Regions from separate parts of the Homo sapiens genome. Here region 1 is linked to region 2. A link is an interaction called in ENCODE POLR2A ChIA-PET data of the cell type or tissue named here. Cell type or tissue: IMR-90. All regions are shown on one strand.

Region 1 (4,000 bases), 250 kb after region 2:
CCACTGCCACGCCTGGCTAGTTTTTGTGTTTTTAGTAGAGACAAAGTTTCACCATGTTGGCCAGGCTGGTCTCGAACTCCTGACCTCAGATGATCCACCCGTCTCAGCCTCCCAAAGTGCTGGGATTACAGGCGTGAGTCACCATGCCCGTCCTCTAAAGACGGTTTGAAACCCACTATATTTGTAAGCAATGAAAATTTTATGAACATAGTAGGTGTGGAGTGCTTTTCACAGAGTCTCTTGGGTCTTACCTACACTAGGGAGAAATAACTTTCAAATGTCTTCAAAGTGAGATTAAATCTCACATGCACCTAGATTGGTTTGTTTTACCTGGGTGTAGTCTGCTCAGTTTTTCATCTTGCGTTATGGTTAATTGTGTGAAGTTATGCTTCCCACTAAATTATGAACCTTGAAAGCAGTAACATCTCTTTCTTTTCGTGACACCATCTCACACTCTACCCTCCCTCCCTTCCTTCCTTTCACTTCCATATCTCTGCACAGGCATAGTGCCCGAAAATGGTAAGCATTGGTGGATGGTGATGTGAATCTGTCATCTAATTGCGGACCTTGAAGAGGAGGCACAGCTCAAAAGAAATAACTGTGTGGATGAATTTGGCTATTTTCTTTAGGAAACAAAGAGCCAGGCCAGGCACGGTGGCTCACGCCTGTAATCCCAGCACTTTGGGAGGCCAAGATGGGCGGATCACGAGGTCAGGAGATCGAGACCATCCTGGCTAACACGGTGAAATCCCGTCTCTACTAAAAATACAAAAAAATTAGCCAGGCATGGTGGCAGTCACCTGTGGTCCCAGCTACTCAGGAGGCTGAGGCAGGAGGATAGCGTGAACCTGGAAGGCGGAGCTTGTAGTGAGCCGAGATCGCGCCACTGCACTCCAGCCTGGGCGACAGAGTGAGACTCTGTCTCAAAAAAAAAAAAAAAAAAAAGGAAACAAAGAGCCAGAAGTTCTCTGTTCCCCTAAAAAGCTAATATAATAGAAGGTCAGGTTGAAACACAAATTATAACCAGGAGGCCTGAGGCTTAGTGAGAGAGTTGATCAAACTAGCCCCTTGATTAGATCAAATTTTCCAGCTGATTGAGGCTGGGTACTAGACACTAGGAGGCAGACGTTGGTTTTATTCCAGATGGAATTTTAAAGCTTACCCACATCGAGAGAGGACATTGGACAACAGAATAAAAACTATAAGCAAGTACATAATTAGGCACAATTAAAGCATGTTAATACAGAAGGCGGATTTACATGAAGCCGGGAGATGTTTCCCTGCCCTGTTCTCTCTCCTTATTGGGCTCTGAGACCCATCATGTGTTTGGACAATGGGAGAATTTAGACATTTCTTCCTCTAGAGTCCATGGCTAGTGTTTGAATTACATCTAGAGACCAAAAAAACAGAGATGTGTGCCTAGGAGACCTGTGTACTTAACAGCATTTAACAGTTGTGAAGGGCACATTTTATGACTTTCCCATGGAAAGAAAATATCTCAAAATGGCCCAATTCATCCAGGCCATTCAGTGGAAGCTCAGTAAATAGAGGAACCACTTCCTCGAAGGGCCAGACCTGTCTTCACTCCAGATGATCCTCACTGGTAAAAACTGTATTTAAACACCAGAACTTACTAAGTGCTAGGGGGCTGACACAGACCCCTGGCCTACTGCACACAGCTTATTAATGCCCAGCGGTGCTTGATGTTGGCTTCCTGTGGCTACCGTTTCAAACCTAGTATGAGATAGATTATTTTTCCCTCCTGTGATAATGCATTATTTATTCCTAAAGGGTCTTTTCTTTTCTCTGATAGACAAGTGTATCATAGGGCATTCCCTCGTTTAGATGGTAGGATGGGGAGGGAGGCGTGGTCAGTTTCACACCCTAAATATCCCCGGCTTTCTTGCTCATCAGTTTTCACAATTTATATTATTTTATTGATATATGTGTTCACTCGTTGATTGTGGGTATCCCCTACTAGAATACAGTGGTCTTGCATGCTGGTCTGCTTTTCATTGTTGCATCCCAGCTGTAACATTTGTTAGCACAGTGCCTAATAAATGGGCGATGTCCAATAAATTTTTGGTGAATTAACGGATGAGTGACTGGATGGATTCTGATATAATTGAGACTTATTTGTGACTCGGTGGTGAACTTAATATAGAACTTCTTTTTTTTTTTTGAGACGGAGTTTTGCTCTTGTTGCCCAGGCTGGAGTGCAATGGCGCGATCTCAGCTCACCGCAACCTCTGCCTCCCGGTTCAAGCAATTCTCCTGCCTCAGCATCCCGAGTAGCTGGGATTACAGGCATGCGCCACCACCCCGGCTGATTTTGTATTTTTAGTAGAGACGGGGTTTCTCCATGTTGGTCAGGCTGGTCTTGAACTCCCAACCTCAGGTGATCCGCCCGCCTCGGCCTCCCAAAGTGCTGGGGTTATAGGCGTGAGCCACCATGCCCGGCCAGAACTTCTGTTCTAACTAGAGATACAAGTGGTTAGGGTGGACTTTATGCTTTGAGAGTAAAACCTCAGAGCACTGTTAATTCAACCCACTACCTTAAATTGATGCTGTCCTCTTAGCTAGATTTCCCCATTGGGAAAGACTCAAAGCTAAAGGTTGAGAACTCACAGCAGAAACAGTGATTCCCACAGTTACCTGCCTCATTTGAAGGAAAAGGCTCCCAGAGTTCTGTGTTACCAACTTGTTACAAGCATGGGCTATTCTCAGGTCATTCTGATGTGGAAGCTGCTTTATGCAGTGAAAAGAAGTCCACTCTTGAGACCAGAAGACAACCATATGGATCCTAGTTTTGGTACTCTGCTGCTGTGTGTCATTGGGCAAGTGTGCAGCCTCTCTGAATCTCCCTTCTTCTGTGAATGAGATTTCCTATAACCTGCCTCACAGGCTATGGGAGGATTATATGATGTCATGGATGCGAAAATCCTTTATAAAATAGACAGTGTACACAGGAGACACAAGGATGATCAGAGTGATGGTTTCTTAAGTGATTACAGGGCCACACACAGGCTGTTTTCTAACCCTGTTGTCACCCCCAGGGCCCACAGGTCTCATCTGAGTGAGGGGAATCTGGAGGTGTGTTTCAAGGGGTATTCTAGGGTCTTTGAGGAATCGTGTAGGCACTTGGAGGTATCCTGTTTCTTCTCCCTTGATATGTGGGCCTCAGATTAGCCCAAGATTATATCATTTAAAGGTTGGAGGCAGATTGTAACTAAATATAAAATAATTATCAAAATACATATTTTGAGTGTTTTGAAAGGGCGTTGAAACCATTTCTTGTAATCTAAAACAAACTGTAAATAAGGAGGATTTTATTTTCAGTTACACCTGCTAGTAGATGTAAGAGGTGGTTCTGTCTAGTGAGAACTATTGAAACCGATTGGTGCAAGAATGCTTCATGGGAAATTGAATGATGCACAGCTAACATTGTCTCGAGGTCCTATTTGGGCCTGTTGAGAAGGGTTTATGAAAATGAAGGGGTTCTTTCTATTTGAAATAGAAAAGGTACCATTTACCCCATAATATTTAACCAGCCACCTCCTCCTCCTCAGATTTACAATTACAGAGCCCCGGTTGCAAGTTGAGGTTTTTTAATTTTTTTTTTTTTCATTTGATTGCTGCCTTTAGCCCCTTGGTGAACTCCGCTGGCAGCCTCGTGGGTATTTTTCAAAAGAAGCCTCCTGCTTGACTGTATTAAATTCCACTGGCACCTTTGCCACGCCCTGTCCCCTACACATTCAAATAACAGAGTTTTCCCGTAACCCTGTTGAGAAATGTTCACGAGGGCCGCAGAACTTGTTCTGTCTTCCAAATTTCAAGGAAATACTAGACTTACTTGGATGTAGTAAATGACATGGTTTCCCCAAATTAATCATTTGCCAGATCTTGCATCTGTTATTTTGTAAAATCTTAATTTTTGTACAAAAATAAAATTAAAGGAAAAAATTAAACAAGACCATAGTGTGCAGCTCAGTATATTACA
Region 2 (4,000 bases):
CATGGCAAACTGTGCAAACCTTCAACACAAGACACTTCTCTCTCAGACCCGAAGCACCTGGCAAACCAAGTGCATTCTACAAGGTGAGCAATAGATCCTCAATGACTTTTTTGAAAGTGTATGGGAAGTGGATGCCCCATGCCTGGAGCCTCAGTTGGGAAGCTTTTTGCATTTTGCCAGAAGATTTATCAAAATAAGGGTCTAAGTGTGAAAACCTGGGTAAGCTGACTTCTAGAAGAATGATTATCAAACTGCACCAGCGAGACCGTTGATTGGCTGCCATTTGACCTAATGGAAACTGATCCTGCTTTAATTCATAGACATGAGGACTAGCAGTAAGTGGGCAATTAGGTCACTAAATTTCAGTCTTCATAAATTCAAGTTAGCACATTACTAGTTTATTGAGCACACAAATTCATTGCTTCTGCTAACAATTCTGATTCCTACACAATGCTTGGCAACATTGCCAGTTCCAACACAAGCTCACAAACAAACAGCTGGAATTTCCAAGTCACAGCATGAATCCTTTGTTGTCAGCATATTATCAGTGTTATCTTGGGTTGGTTGGTTGTGGTTTTTAAATTGCTGCTGTCCTTGTTTTTCAATTACACATTACTGTGGTTTAGTTACAACATTATTAATTTAGTTTGTTGTCATTGTTTGGGGAACCCTGCTGTGTGAATGGTGCATATTGGCACCAACAGTATTTTTCACTAAACTTTAAGACATGTATATATTGATACTTAAATATGCATCGTCCAGACCATTATTCCAAAGCAAATTTTGTATACATTTATAATATAAACCTATTGTGTGAACATATATGCTATATATTTATATTCCCCCAAGTTTGCTTGTACAATGACATTTTATTGGTGATAAATTTGTGTTCTTTATATAATTTCCAACACGTCATCAAGTTAGTGTAATAAAATTACTAGATTATTTTTACAGGTATAGAGCATTGTTTTATGTGTATGTGGCTCTAGTCTTTTCTTACAAAATAAATAGTAGGTTGTCACCAATAGATCAGCTACATTTTCTTCTTTTGTTCCCCAGATTATGAAAGGCTACACCTTACTTTTCTAGGTTTGTTCCCTGCAAGGATTGGTACCTGAGGGATCTGAGAATCAGAGTCTTTGGCACTTGTGTTAGATGACATCTTAACAAAAGTTGTTGGGATAGGGATGTACAATAAAGTGAAGCAGTTAAGAGCAAGGGCCAGGTCAAATCCTGAACACATGTGCAGGTGATGTGACTACCAAAACCTTTTCAGCTTCTTTGAGTTTCAGCATCCTCATCTAGACATTGAAGAAATGTATCTATCTCACAAGGTTGCTACCATATTAAATGAGACAGAACATATAAAATTCTCAGCACAGGGAGTTATACATTGCTTTGGCCCATTCTTCAATGGCTAAGGCAAATCATATTGCTGCTTGTGAGTTTAACAAGGTGGAAATGTATAACTGCCCTGCAGAAAAGGTACCATAAGAAAAATGGAATATTTGGTGAGCGGTAATACTATCAACATTGCTGTTACTAACTCAAAGATAAAATGAGGCAGGTAACCTACCAAATGGTTCATCCTAGGTTTATTCATGAATGGAAAGGTTTATGTTTGAGGTCGCTAACTGAAGGTATAATCTTTAGCCTTATTTTATTTAGTGTAGTGGCTGACCTAGCTTAACTAGTAGAGTCAAAAAACCCCTGCCGGCCGGGCGCGGTGGCTCACGCCTGTAATCCCAGCACTTTGGGAGGCCGAGGCGGGTGGATCATGAGGTCAGGAGATCGAGACCATCCTGGCTAACAAGGTGAAACCCCGTCTCTACTAAAAATACAAAAAATTAGCCGGGCGCGGTGGCGGGCGCCTGTAGTCCCAGCTACTCGGGAGGCTGAGGCAGGAGAATGGCGTGAACCCGGGAAGCGGAGCTTGCAGTGAGCCGAGATTGCGCCACTGCAGTCCGCAGTCCGGCCTGGGCGACAGAGCGAGACTCCGTCTCAAAAAAAAAAAAAAAAAAAAAAAAAAAAAACCCTGCCAATGCAATCTAAGCTATATTTAAGAATAATCTCTAAGTAGATTCTACATTCAAGGTAACTATCCATGTTTCTCTTATATACAAATCCCAGTAAGAGACAGCTCCAGCTACCATTGCACAAGTACTCAGAGCAGTGAGTCCAGGTTGTCCTCATTGCTACGACTTCATTTTCAGCCATATTCTCCCCATGCCAAAGCTGCTCCAACATCTTAACAATGACAACATGCTCCACAGCACCCATCCCATGCTGCTCTTCCCAGCCCCCTTTCTTTCTAACCTTGCTTCCTGAAGCACCAGGTCTTGCTGAACCACAGTGGTTCCTAAGGAATAAGTAACTAAATGATTCTTGGGAGAGACATTTTTAAAGTCCATACAATTTCCCGAGAGCTAAATTGACATGATAGAATAATGTCCACTTTCAAGGGTTTTATTTTTACGTTCACCAGGGACCTACAGTGAACCAGACTGGCAGCTAGACACTGAGAAGAGAATGCATACTTTTCAGTAATTCACAGTGGGAAAGACAGTGGCCAGTAACCCAGCAGGAGGATGTGTGAATGGAAAAGCTGTAAGAGGCCACATTGAGCCAGGGAACGGACCCATGTCTAGTGCAAATAAAAATTTGAGCTTAAATCACTTATCAAATGGAGAAACACACCCACCCATGATGACCCACTTTCCCCAAAGGCCACTCAGGTGAAGTCTCGCATTTAAAGAGTGATAACTCAGAGCTCTGACATTTTGCAGGCTTGGCTGAATAACGAGAATAAATAGATCAAATTCCTAAGAATTCACAACTAGTCTTGGCAAACCAAGTAAGTGTCACTTGGACACTCTAAGTCTAGTCTAGTCTTGACCCTACCTTCAGGAAGCCAAGATAGTGCTGACCCCCTTGAAAGTATAAAATTGAGGCTGAGTGAGATAAAACATAAAGTATAAAATTGAGGCCCAGATAGATTATAAAACATAAAGTATAAAATTGAGAACCAGTCAAAGGACATGAGTAGACACTTTTCAAAAGAAGACATACATGTGGCTAACAATCATATGAAAACAAGCTCAACATCACTGATCATTACAGAAATGCAAATCAAAACCACAATGAGATACCATCTCACACCAGTCACAGTGGCCATCACTAAAAAGTCAAAAAATAACAGATGCTGGCAAGGTTGCACAGAAAAGGAACGTTTTTATACTGTTGGTGGGAGTGTAAATTAGTTCAACCATTGTGGAAGACAGTATGGCAATTCTCCAAAGACCTAAACACAGAAATACCATTCCACCTAACAGTCGCATTACTGGGTATATTCCCAAAGGAATATAAATCATTCTATCATAAAGCCACATGCAGGCATACTTTCATTGCAGCACTACTCATAATAGTGAAGACATGGAATCAACCTAAATGACCATCAATGGTAGACTGGATAAAGAAAATCTGGTACATATACACCATAGAATACTATGCAGACATAAGAAGGAACAAGATCATGTCATTTGCAGGAAAACAAATGGAGCTGGAAGCCATTATCTTTAGTAAACTAATGCAGGAACTGAAAAACCAAATACCACCTGTTCTCACTTATAAGTGGGAGCTAAATGGTGAGAACACATGGACACAGAGGGGAACAACACACACAGAGGCCTAACAGAGGGTGAAGGGTGGGAGGAGGGAGAGGATCAGGAAAAAAAATGAATGGGTACTAGGCTTAATACCTGGGAGACGAAAAAATCTGTACAACAAAGCCCCGTGACATGAGTTTACCTATATAATAAACCTGCATATATACCCCTGAACTTAAAAGTTGAATTATAAATAAACAAATAAATAATATAGATAGATAGATAACCCAAAAAAAAACGAGGCCCAGTGAGATAAAACACACATAGGTGATGAGTGAAGCTCTGGCCTCCTGTGTCCATGTATAAACTTCCCCAAACTTCAGCCATTCCCATGC

What was found. Peaks named below come from ENCODE experiments on the same cell type or tissue, not always from the same donor. Only the 100,000 strongest peaks of a DNase experiment are listed, where the experiment ranks them.
Region 1: POLR2A ChIA-PET joins it to region 2 with 5 read pairs; 2 of 35 experiments call an interaction of 5 or more read pairs at or near these places.

The regions. Positions count from the first base shown.
Region 1 is chr10:62,064,921-62,068,920 of GRCh38, forward strand. All of the region lies in intron 7 of ARID5B (AT-rich interaction domain 5B), which reads left to right. Among named protein-coding and RNA genes, the nearest start is that of ARID5B, 170 kb to the left of the region's middle. In IMR-90, no CTCF peak of the experiment used is centred here; no DNase peak of the experiment used is centred here; H3K27ac peaks cover 735 bases.
Region 2 is chr10:61,815,147-61,819,146 of GRCh38, forward strand. All of the region lies in intron 2 of LINC02625 (long intergenic non-protein coding RNA 2625), which reads right to left. Among named protein-coding and RNA genes, the nearest start is that of LINC02625, 51 kb to the right of the region's middle. In IMR-90, no CTCF peak of the experiment used is centred here; no DNase peak of the experiment used is centred here.